Regions from separate parts of the Homo sapiens genome. Here region 1 is linked to region 2. Evidence: chromatin contacts called from ENCODE Hi-C or POLR2A ChIA-PET data. All regions are on one chromosome and are shown on one strand. The core of a region is the stretch at or near the end of the contact, and the rest is flanking DNA. Distances in the headings are between cores, read along the strand shown. Region 1 holds the start of MREG (melanoregulin). Region 2 holds the start of FN1 (fibronectin 1).

What was found. A loop is a pair of places that touch in the nucleus more often than their neighbours do. ChIA-PET counts read pairs that join two places held with the same protein, here RNA polymerase II (POLR2A). Pooled maps may share reads with other maps.
Region 1: a map of Caco-2 shows a loop between it and region 2 (5-fold over the local background). The contact joins the promoter of MREG here to the promoter of FN1 in region 2. A Hi-C loop is called at or near these places in 2 of 168 maps with a recorded cell type or tissue (Caco-2 and esophagus squamous epithelium) and 7 of 50 pooled maps. POLR2A ChIA-PET finds 5 or more read pairs at or near these places in 1 of 52 experiments (endothelial cell of umbilical vein).

What each region holds. Positions count from the first base shown.
Region 1 is chr2:216,012,021-216,017,887 of GRCh38, reverse strand. MREG (melanoregulin) reads left to right here and starts at 4,337. Exons shown (of 5, transcript NM_018000.3): 1 at 4,337-4,655. The coding sequence starts at 4,561. RefSeq lists enhancers at 1,811-1,890, 4,515-5,282 and a silencer at 4,133-4,542.
Region 2 is chr2:215,434,180-215,440,002 of GRCh38, reverse strand. It overlaps FN1 (fibronectin 1), which reads left to right and starts at 3,935. Exons shown (of 46, transcript NM_212482.4): 1 at 3,935-4,348; 2 at 5,179-5,307. The coding sequence starts at 4,201. It overlaps FN1-DT (FN1 divergent transcript), which reads right to left and starts at 4,312. Exons shown (of 2, transcript NR_187198.1): 1 at 3,694-4,312; 2 at 1,058-3,084. RefSeq lists silencers at 3,752-3,841, 3,852-3,911 and an enhancer at 5,424-5,823.

The DNA.
Region 1 (5,867 bases), core at 3,088-5,587, 580 kb before region 2:
TGAGCCACCGTGCCTGGGCGGAGCTTCAGTGTTTTGAATTTCTAATTTTTCCTCCCTGCCTGTGCTTTTTCCTCTAACTCCCAGAAGTCGTAAAAAAATTCTTAAAGAGAGGGGCCTCCAAATTCTACTAGTTGTTTTCAAACCAGACTGTAGAGTTTCCCCTGCTATGGGGAAATCTGAAAATAGGAGCCAGCAGGTCTGCCTTGGAAACAAGCAGCTGATGGGTCTGTGAGTCACTGATGGCAGGGGACTGCCTACTTCCCGGACATCAGGTGCCCAGAGGGCTCTTGGTAAAAGTCAGATGCTGCTGCATGTGGTTGGCGGTGTTGGCTTCAACTCAGGCAGTAGGAACCATCTAGCGCCACTCTAAAAAAGGGGAAACTTGCTGCTGCCCTGTGAATGATATCTGAAATAGGATTGTCAAAATGTGATCTCAGCTACCATATTTGAATGTGAAACTGGAGAGTTTGGTCACGTTTTTATTCCCATCAAAGTTGTAATTTATCAAGGAAATAGTGAAGGCATTAAAATTCCGGGAAGAGGAATGCTAAGAAAAACTGATCTAAAAATCCCTAAAAACCTAGTAAACAGAAGACTCACATCAGTTAATAAGAATGAGGTAGTATTAGTATACTAACAAGGATTGCTCTCCAAGACATATTATTAAATAGAAAAAGCTTGCAAATAGATGCTGCACGCCTTTTAGATAAACAAAACAAAACAAAACTCACTAACAATAACAGCACACACAATGATGCTACATCACAAGTACACATATGTGTTTATGTGTCCAGAAAAAGGTTTGTACCATATTGATAATAATGGTTACCCGGGGGGATGTGGAGGGTGGAGGTAGAAAGGGGATTAGGTTGTGGATAGTCAACAGAGGGAATCTGAGCTGTAATATTCCAATTTTTTAGAAGACTATTTCATTTAGAAGTTTTAGAACTTAAAATTAATTTTAAAAATGTTAGTAACTGTTACAGTTGGCAAACATTTGATGTGATCCTTAGCAAGGCAGGACATTAACCTCTTGATCAAGTTTGTTAAATAGATGTAGTTCTGTGGCTTTCTATAAATATCCTGTCTGAAACAAACCACATAAAAGATGCCTGTATATTGCAGAGGTACAAATGTCATATGCAAGCCAAGTAGTGCTGGAGCTGACATTTCCCCAAACGGGCCTATATTATTTGAATTTGTTTAATAATATTGAATTCTGATATTTCTTCAGGGCTTTATAAAGGTTTTAAGACTGTCTCATTTGAGTCTCACAACTGTGTTAAATAGGGTAAGACTTGTCACCTCTATTTCATAGATTAGAAAACTGAGGTTCAGAAAAATTAAGTGACATGTTTAAAAATCAAAGTTAGTAATGGGGCACAGCACTTATATTTTCCAGGAGCTGAATGCTCCAATTTCTCCATTCTCAGCAAATCCAACTCAAATAGTTACTAGTAGCTGTCAGTCCCTAGTTTTCATTTTCTTGCTAGCTGAGTTCACATTTTGGGACCCTCCTTTACCCACTTTCTATTTGAACCTAGGTGGATTATCTCAAAATCCAAAATCCAATTTCAGAATACAGTCATTTTTACCAGGGGATTTTCCAGCCAGTAGGAAGTGTGCTTTGTAAAACCACACTCAGCCTCCATCTTGGCACCAGGTGCAAGTGGTAAGCGACATGGTGTGGGCATGACAACACAGTCCTGTGCTGTCTGGTGACAGCTGGTTCTCTGTCACATCCTGTTAATGTTTCATGATGGGTCCATATCCTGTCTCCCCAGCTAAGCCAGAGGCTGCAGGGACCTTCTGTTATTTTTCTTTATCCCTTCGTAGCCTTTCAATGAATTATGTACTTGATAAGTCCCTTCAGCCTCACACTGTAGCTGGAACAGGACAAACCTATGTGTAGTAAGACACTTTTAAAAATAATACACCGCCCATGAGGATTGACACTTTCATAAGCTCTTGCTCCTCCTCCTCACCCTCCAAACCGGCTCCTCCCACACTCCTCTATCTCAGCCAGTGGAGATTCAGCCTCCAAGTTTATAAATCCAAAACTTGGGACTCACTTTTTTCTTTTCTTTTCACACCCTATTTACAATCCTTCAGCATATCCTGTTGGCTCTACCTTCAAATTCCAGCTAGAGTCCAGCCGTTCCTTACCACCTCGACTGCTACCACCCACCACCCTGGTGTAAACCACTGTCATCTGTCACCTGGACCTTTAGGATGGCCTCCATATACATCTCCCTTGACACTTAGGTTTTTCTCAAGACAGCAGCCATTGGATCCTATTACCATCTCAGTTAGACCATATCGTTCCCTCTACTCAAAAACCTCTGAAGATTTTCTCAGCTCATGTGGAGCAAAATCCAGAGTCCTTGCAATCAATGTCCTGCAACGTCCCGTGTTCCGCTATCTCCTATAACTCTTCCCTTTCCATGGCCCCCTTCTCTCTAGGGCCCCTAGAGTCCATATTCTCCCACAGGTACCCTATAGTTCATTCTCCCTCCTCTGGGGTTTTGCCCATATTCACTCCGCCTGAAATACTCTTCCTGGCGATATCATGGCTAGCTTGCTCACCTCCTTCAAGTTTTTCTTACATGTCACAGTCTCAGCGAGGCCTTCCCTGACCACCTCATTTAAAAGTGCAGGCATCACTCCCCTCCACCCAACACACACACGCACACGCACACATACACGAACACACACGCACGCGCGCGCGCACACGTACGCACGCACAGACGCACGCGCGCACACACACGCGTGCACACACACACCCCGCTCTCCCTGGCACTTCTTATTCCCTTCCCTGCCTTATTTTTCTCCATAGTACATATGGACTCCTAACATATTGAATAATACTTTGTCTGACTTCCCACTAGAACGTTTGCTCCATTAGAGTAAAGATTTGTATTTGTTTCATTCACTGCTTTATTCCCGGCTCTTAGAAAATACCCAGCACATAACAGATGAGATGCTCCATAAATATTTGTTGAATAAATCAGACTGGAAAAGACAAAACTTTAGATTGAACCTTGCATTTGGCGAGGGTATAGGGAAGTAGATACTTTCATATGTTGCTGGTCAGAGAGTAAATTCGGATTATTTCTTTGGGGAGCAATTTGGCAAGATCCATCAAAATTAAAAAGGCACCTGACCAATGACCCAGCAATTCAACTGCCAAACATTTATCCAATAGATATATATATCTTTAATTTTATTTTTTTTTTTTTGAGACGGAGTCTTGCTCTGTCACCCAGGCTGGAGTGCAGTGGCGTGATCTCGGCTCACTGCAACCTCCGCCTCTCGGGTTCGAGCAATTCTCCTGCCTCAGCCTCTTGAGTAGATGGGACTACAGGCGCCCGCCACCATGCCCGGCTAATTTTTGTATTTTTAGTAGAGACGGGGCTTCACCATGTTGGCCAGGATGGTCTCAATCTCTTGACCTCATGATCCGCCCGCGTCGGCCTCCCAACTTGCTGGGATTACAGGCTTGAGCTACCGCGCCCGGCCTATCCAATAGACATTCTTGCAGACGTGTTCAAATACTTTGGTTCAAGAATGTTCACTGCAGCATTATCTTAATAATGAAAGGCCGGAATCCACCCATATGTCCATCAATAGGGGTCTGAGTAAGTAACATGTGGGCATCCTTAAAACTGCTTAGCATGCAACTGTTAAAATGAGAGGAGGATATCCACGCGCTGACAAGGGACAGCCTCCATGATACACTGAGTCAAAAAAGCCAGGTGCAGAAATGTGTGGAGTATGCCGCTGTTTGGGTCAAAGGGATGAGGACAGGCACATATATTAACAAGTTTGTACAAGCACAAATAAATACAACTATATATAAATAGCTCTGGAAACTCACAAGTGGTTGCCTCACAAATAGGGGCTATTTAAGGACTAGGAGGTTTGAAAACAATTTTTCAAATCATTGTAAATATATTATTTAAAAAAAAACCCTACGCCGATATGCATCAATCCATGCTCTTTTGGTAACTTTTACTCTGTGTGGAGCTGACATCAAAAACATGCCCAAAACTCTGCTTTGAAGGCCTGTAGGGGTGGGGGAGGATCTTTAATTTCCTCGCGCAGTGAAGCCAATAAAAGGTACGAATAGATTCAGCCCAACCTCGTGCTCTGTGGCTCCAGGGCTTTCCCCTCCCCGCCCTCCCCCAGCCCGGCTGCCAGCCTCCGGTGCCCTGGGATTTTGAGGACTGGCTGGAGTCCCTGCTTCACCCTTAGAGGGCGGTAGCGGGGCGTCTCGTGGACGCATGCGCCCCAAATTGCGCTCGGGGAATTAAAAGAGGGGAAAAAAAGCCCGAAGAAAACTCACGCCCCAAACAAAACGCAAGGAGAGGAGGGCGCGCGGCCTGCAGCCCTCGCCCGCGTCCCCGGCCGCGGCGTGATGCGCGCGGACCAGCCCGCGACGCCCGGGCTGCCGCTGTCCCCGCACCTGGACGCTGGCGCGGTGGCCGCGCCCCAGCCTCGATCGCTCGCCGCGGCGACTCGGCCCCAGGCTTCCGGCGCCGGTGGGGGCCCTCGCTCTCCATGGGGCTGAGGGACTGGCTGAGAACCGTGTGCTGCTGCTGCGGGTGCGAGTGCTTGGAGGAGCGCGCCCTGCCTGAGAAGGAGCCCCTCGTCAGGTGGGTGCGCCGCCCGGGCCGGGATCTGGGCTTACCTGGGCCGTAGCCGGGCGCCGAGAGTGTGGACACCTGTGTGCTTGTGTGAGTTGGGGAGGTGGGCTTGCTGGAAGGGCACGCGGAGGCGCCATCTCAGCCCCTTGGTTCCTTATGGGATGTTTTGGGTTTGTTCCTTGAGTAAGATTTTTGCCGAAAAGCACAAATCTTCGGAGACACCTGAGACCCAGCTGGATGTCTGTGCAAAGTGCCAAGAATTCGGGTGTCCTACCTGGGCAGGGAAGTAAGGGAGAGAAGTTGATCAGAAGTTTCCATAGGGGTCTGATAAAATACAACTGTGACTGGGTATTTGATCGGTATATTACAGTGAAACGGGCGACTGTGGATTTCTGTGCCACTCAGCAAAAAAGTTGTCTATTTCTCATTCAATTTTATTACCCAACGAAGACGATTCCAGTGACTGAGTATAAGGAAATATTTTTCACATGAAAAAAATGCATGTTTCATCAAGGGGCAGCCTATTCACTAGGATGTTGATTCATTACAGGTTAAGCTATGAAGTGTGAGGAAATGTAATGCTCATTAGCAATAAGCTAAGAGGCTTTGTGAAGAGACCATACCAGCCCAGTTTTGTTCAGGGCTGTGATTTTAAGCAATCATTTTCTATCTTGAGTTTGCTGAAATCGAGGCTGGACTAGGTCATGCCTCAGGGGTAGACATGACAGAAACAGAATATTTAAAATGGAATTAGGAAACAGTATTTCAGGTGGAATTCCAGGGTTGAGTAAGCAAATACTAAAGCCAGGGTTTCTTTCTTTTGAAGTATGAAACTCACGTAATACAGCTTGCACAACTTTTTCTAAGGAATGATTTACCTTTTCTTACTCTATCAAGTCCAAACACCCCCTTGACTTTGGAGATCTTACATAACCCCTTCCTGCCTGTCCACTCTGATTTTCCAGTACATTAAACAGTGTACACTCCTTGCGGCCGTGGGAATAATCCACTCATTGGCTCCAACCCTCCCTCAAGTGGTGACCTTTATCCTTGCTCCTCCTTCCCAAAAGCTATTTTCAAGGCCTTCTCAAGCAATCTTCTTTGATTACTTTGCCCTTATCCATCTTCCTCTTCTAGGATGTAGTACTTAGAAATTACCATCTACTCCTCGCTGTTTGGTAAGCACACATGTATATAAACATGTAACTCATGTATATTATA
Region 2 (5,823 bases), core at 2,686-5,185:
AATGAAAGTTCGAGCTCTCCAGAGTCAATGGCCTCCTCTCTAGCAGAACTGGAAGAAATTAATAACAGGATAAAAGCCAAAGGTTTCAGGAAAAACAGCCCATCAATTAAATGTTACACCTAAATGTAACATTTGAAATGTAACATCTAAATGTGACATATTTAAATGTAACCTTTAACATTTAACATTTCAATGTTAAATGTTAAATTTTTGAGACAGGATCTTGCTCTGTCATCTAGGCTGGGTCTGGAGTGCAGTGGTGTGATCACAGCTCCCTGCAGCTTTGATCTCTCGATCTTCTGGGCTCCAGTCATCCCCCAGGACTCATGTCAGACTCCTGAATAGCTGGGACGAGAGGTGCCTGTCACCATATCTGGTTATTATTATCATTATTATTAAGAGTGTCTCACTATATTGCCCAGGCTGGACTTGAACTCCTGGGCTTAAGTGACCCTTCCACACTGGCCTCCCAAAGTGCTGGGATTACAGGAATGAATCACCACACCTAGCCTGTTTTTATTTCAGTCCTTCTAAATGACTGGATCTGATCAATTATTTTTTGTGCTTAATCAAATGTCTCCATTGCTAATCTTCAAAACAAATGAAATCAATTTAATTCAGATTTCCATAATTGCTCATGCTCCTCCTTAACCTTCTGGAATAATAAAATTTCCCAATACCATTGCCCCCCGCCACCCACACCCCCCTAGTTCCCGAAAATATATGTGCTTCTTTTTGTTACAAAAAGTTTAAATTGCCTGAGGCTCTGGGAAAATTCTATCACTATGGCAATTCCAAGAAGAAACAAGGCACAGTCCTAAATGAAGATTTGTTCTGTCTCTACCACATATATGCCTTCACACAAATAGTAGGTTTCAGAAGGAGTTACTGGTGTAGAAGAAATCCACTACTATATTCAAGGCAAACTTCCTCTCAGAAAAATGAAGAAATGAGGACGCCTTGTGTATGTTGCTGCTACCTGAGAGCAAGTCTTTGAAACCAAAATCAGGAGATGGTTAAGAGTAAAAAAGAACAAATACTAATTTTTAAAATCAACTTTTGAAAAAAACAACTTTATTGAAGCATAATTTACATACCGTAAAATTCACTCATTTTGTGTATAATCCCCAGAATTTTGAAGCTTTTACCAAATTGTACAGTCATCACTGCAATGTAGTTTTAGAACACAGATTTCCATCACCTCAATAAGATTCCCTGTGCCCTTTTACAGTTAATTCCTGTTCCCAGCCCATAAACTTGGGTACCCATGAATCTACTTTCTGTCTCTATTGATTTCCCTTTTTTTGTCACATTTCTCTCTCTGAATACAGTTTTAGAAAGAAAGAAGGAAAGAAGGAAAAAGAAAGAAAGAAAGAAAGAAAGAAAGAAAGAAAGAAAGAAAGAAAAAGAAAGAAAGAAAGAAATCCAAGAGTATTTCCTACCAATAGGAGAATACAATTTACTGAGGAAGAACCCACCTGGATAAAATAGAATTCTTAAGGAAGTCCAACGATCCTGGACACCACACACGTTGGTTGAATTAGAGTCAGAGTGGTCTTTAAGATTTAATTATCTCTCCAATTAGAGATAACAGACTTAGAGTTACAAGGGACCTTGATAATTAAAGAATACTGTAGTAAGCCCTGTTATCTTAACTAAGAAACGCCTCTGTTTCTAAAGTTTAAAAAAAAAGGCAAAAAAAAAAAAAACCTTTCAAGTAAAAGAGTAAACTCCCAAGCATTCCTATAAAAATCAGTCAGATGTTATTTTTTTTCTTATGAGACAGAGATATCCTGTTTCCTTAAATAAATTAGATATCTATGGGATTGAAATATAAAAGTTTCTTCCAAAATGTAAGGTGGGCTTTCCACTTCAAGCTCCACTATGCATATGATTCTAGTGTATTTTCAGTGCAGTAAATATATCAAACTATCATGGTTTTGGTTGACCAAATACTTTTCTAATCACTTATTTCCTTCCCCCAGAATCAATGAATTTTAAGAAAGCTTTAGCTACAGGTTTATCTTGCTTACATCCGGATTTCCAGGTATCCTTCCCTCTGGAAGAAACACTCGGCTTCCCAGAAATTTACCAAGCATTTTACAAGGAGCTCTTTTATATTTGAAAAGAGAAAACTGTTTTGTCAAGTGATGAGAAATTCCAAAAAAATCCTCTAACCCAGACAGGATTCTAAATTTGGGGAAATCCATGGCACTCTTTCAATTTGGAGTGTGGGTCACAAAGATTCCTCAAGAGGTTTTTTTACACTATTTGTAGGAAACTGATATTTGCTGGGTGTTTTGCTTTGTTTTGGTTTGGTTTTAAATCCTTGCATGAATAAAAACAAATGCTAATTTTGTGTCTTTAATGTGTCAGGCATTTTATAGAACACAGAGTTCTAATTACTCCTGTGGCAATTACTGAAGGTGAAACTTTTGGAGAAAATAGGTACCTTGCCGAAATAAATATATTTTATTAGTAGCTTCTTGTGTTTTAAAGCAAATGGAACCTCTGAACTCCTAACACAAGGAGAAGGCAAAGCATTCAGTTCGGGTCTCTCTGGATCTACTGTGGAAGTGGTGGACTCCTCCTTCTGAAGATCTTTAAAAGCAATTGTGCCTGTGTTTATCTGACAAAAAGGACTGATGTGATGTGTTGCTAAATGAGAGACTTTTCAGATTCCCTTTCCACTCTGAGTTTAGAGTTCAAGGCGGGGGAATCTTAAAGGAGAACTTTCCACACTCTTGGAGTAAATAACAATTGAAATATAAAAAATCTGGCGGCGGGGGATGGAGGGGGCATTCTGTAATGGAACTTGTCAGCAAAAAGAAAATGGCAAATAAATGTGAGAAAGGGGCCGAAGGAGGGCAAGACAGTACATAGGGTGCCCCCCACCCACCCGGCTTTTAATGATTCAAGCAAAAAAATCTCTGCTTTGTGTGTAACTGGCACGGTGAACGTGGGAAAGGACACGAAGACCTTTCTCTCCCCACAGCTGGTCCAACTTTCCAATTTTCAGGTTGTTCACAGTGATTTCACTTTCAGTGGAAACGGGCGTCCCATCCCCAGGAAAGGAAGGCTTTCCTGCATGTGTAAAAAAGTAAACTGTTACTTTGTCCTTGCAAAAGAAAACTTCATTCTCTGAACTTCCCCGGGATCTGCAAAGCGCCCCGCGGAACTCCCGGTACTTAGTAGAAGCTCATTAAAGGTCTCTGTTCCCCTTTGCTCCCCGTTCGCCCGCTGGCCCTTTCTCAGAGCCAGACAGGCACAGCGCTGAGAAGGGAAGAAGTCCGAACAGGGAGCTGTGAAGACAAAATAAGGGAGTCCCGAGTCAGTACCCTTTAGTCCAAAGAAAGGGAGCGGGATGGGGGGAAAGGCAGCCCCGCCCTGGGACTGAAAAGTCTGGATTCTTAACAGCTGCAAGGTCGTGGATATTTTATGGGTTTTCTTCCTCACAAAATACACTCCTATAAGCAGAGATTCCCCCCCTCCACCCCGAAGAGAGGTGACGCAATGTCCTCAAACACTACCACCACCCCCAATAAAAAAGAAAAGGGAAGGGGGAGCGTCTTGCAACCCCTTCGCTTCACACAAGTCCAGCCACTCCCTTTCCTCCCAGCCGCTTCCCATCCCTTCCCCCATCCCCTAAAAAGTTTGATGACCGCAAAGGAAACCGAAAAAAAGTTGTCTTGCCCCAGTCCTGGCGGGCCATCAGCATCTCTTTTGTTCGCTGCGAACCCACAGTCCCCCGTGACGTCACCCGGAGCCCGGGCCAATCGGCGCGCGGTCGGCTGCGGCGGCCGGCGGGCGGGCGGGCGGGTGGGGTGGGGCGGGGCGGGGACAGCCCGGCGGGTCTCTCCTCCCCCGCGCCCCGGGCCTCCAGAGGGGCGGGAGGGGACCGTCCCATATAAGCCCCGGCTCCCGGCGCTCGGACGCCCGCGCCGGCTGTGCTGCACAGGGGGAGGAGAGGGAACCCCAGGCGCGAGCGGGAAGAGGGGACCTGCAGCCACAACTTCTCTGGTCCTCTGCATCCCTTCTGTCCCTCCACCCGTCCCCTTCCCCACCCTCTGGCCCCCACCTTCTTGGAGGCGACAACCCCCGGGAGGCATTAGAAGGGATTTTTCCCGCAGGTTGCGAAGGGAAGCAAACTTGGTGGCAACTTGCCTCCCGGTGCGGGCGTCTCTCCCCCACCGTCTCAACATGCTTAGGGGTCCGGGGCCCGGGCTGCTGCTGCTGGCCGTCCAGTGCCTGGGGACAGCGGTGCCCTCCACGGGAGCCTCGAAGAGCAAGAGGCAGGCTCAGCAAATGGTTCAGCCCCAGTCCCCGGTGGCTGTCAGTCAAAGCAAGCGTGAGTACTGACCGCGGGCTGAAACAGGCTGCCTCAGGGATGGGACCCTAAAGCCGACCAAAGTTGGGGCTGAAGTTTTGTGCGCGCGCGTGTGTGCGAGTGTGTGCGCGCTTTACTGAGAGAAACCAGCTGTGCACACAAAAGGACCGAGTTTTGAGCACGCTGGTTCTGAGGGCCTGGGATGATAAGACCGTGCATTGGAGGACGAGGACTCTGCGACTTTCCCGTGTTCTAATAAATTCTGCACGTTCAGATTGTCCTTCTAGGAATTAACCAAAACTTGCCTTTAAAGAGAAAAATGATGCATGTCTATAAATTTTCCGTCTGGGATTAGTGTGGTCCTTACTGCTACTTATTTCCTTCTGTTAAATAATTGGTCAAATATTTTCAACATGGGGGTGGAAAGGGGGTATTGAAATAGCTGTCTTGTTTCTAACTAACTTGGAAGAGATGTAATTGGTTCAGACCTCTTTAGGGCCGCTCAGGATACTTCACCAAGAACAGAGGTTGGAATTCTTTCCGTTTTTCAAAGACACACCCTCCTTTTGCTTTGAGAAAGCTGCTTAAAGTTGTCCTTTTTGACTATTACTCCAAAAGAATATTTAAGTTCCTTGCATGTTTTAAAAATGTGACTTCAATTGTCTGCCTTCCAAAATGTTTCCAACTTTTTTATGTAGACCCCTGGCCAGATGGAAATGACATCATTGTATATAACTTTTAGCAAAGTTAAAAGGAAAAAAATATGTACGTCAATATTCACATGAAGAAAATTCCATAATTTTGGGAAAAGGAGAAATGCAAATGTAACGTTTTCCTTCAATTATTTGCAGCCGGTTGTTATGACAATGGAAAACACTATCAGATAAATCAACAGTGGGAGCGGACCTACCTAGGCAATGCGTTGGTTTGTACTTGTTATGGAGGAAGCCGAGGTTTTAACTGCGAGAGTAAACCTGAAGGTAAGTGACAACAAGCCCCATAGTTAGTATCTTTTAATACATGAAGTGGTAATTGTTAAACTTTGCATTAGTAAGTAAAAATACATACACCATTTTTCTAATAGAATTACCTGTCATTTCCTCTTAAGTTTAAAAACTGCTTATATTTGCTTTTCACATGCTTTTACCTTTAAAACAAAGAAACGAATCTTTCCCAAATTAGTTCCTAGAGTCTTCTTTTTGCTTTACTCTCCCAAAGTTTTTGATGAGAAAAATGAAAGATTTTGTGTGTCCTCCGACAAAAAAAATTGCTTATAAAATTTTAATTTATTAGAAAGCAGTCTCAAATCTTAAACTGTTAGTTTATGAGCCAGAAAACACTTTGGGGACTTACATCGTAAAATGATTTGTCAGCGGCAGTTAACACAAAACCATTAGCCACTTCAAAGTTCTCATTCCTTTAGGACCAATGATATTTTTCTCATAAATTATAGCAACTCTGTCAGAGAAGCACTGATCAGGGGAAAATGGAAATCA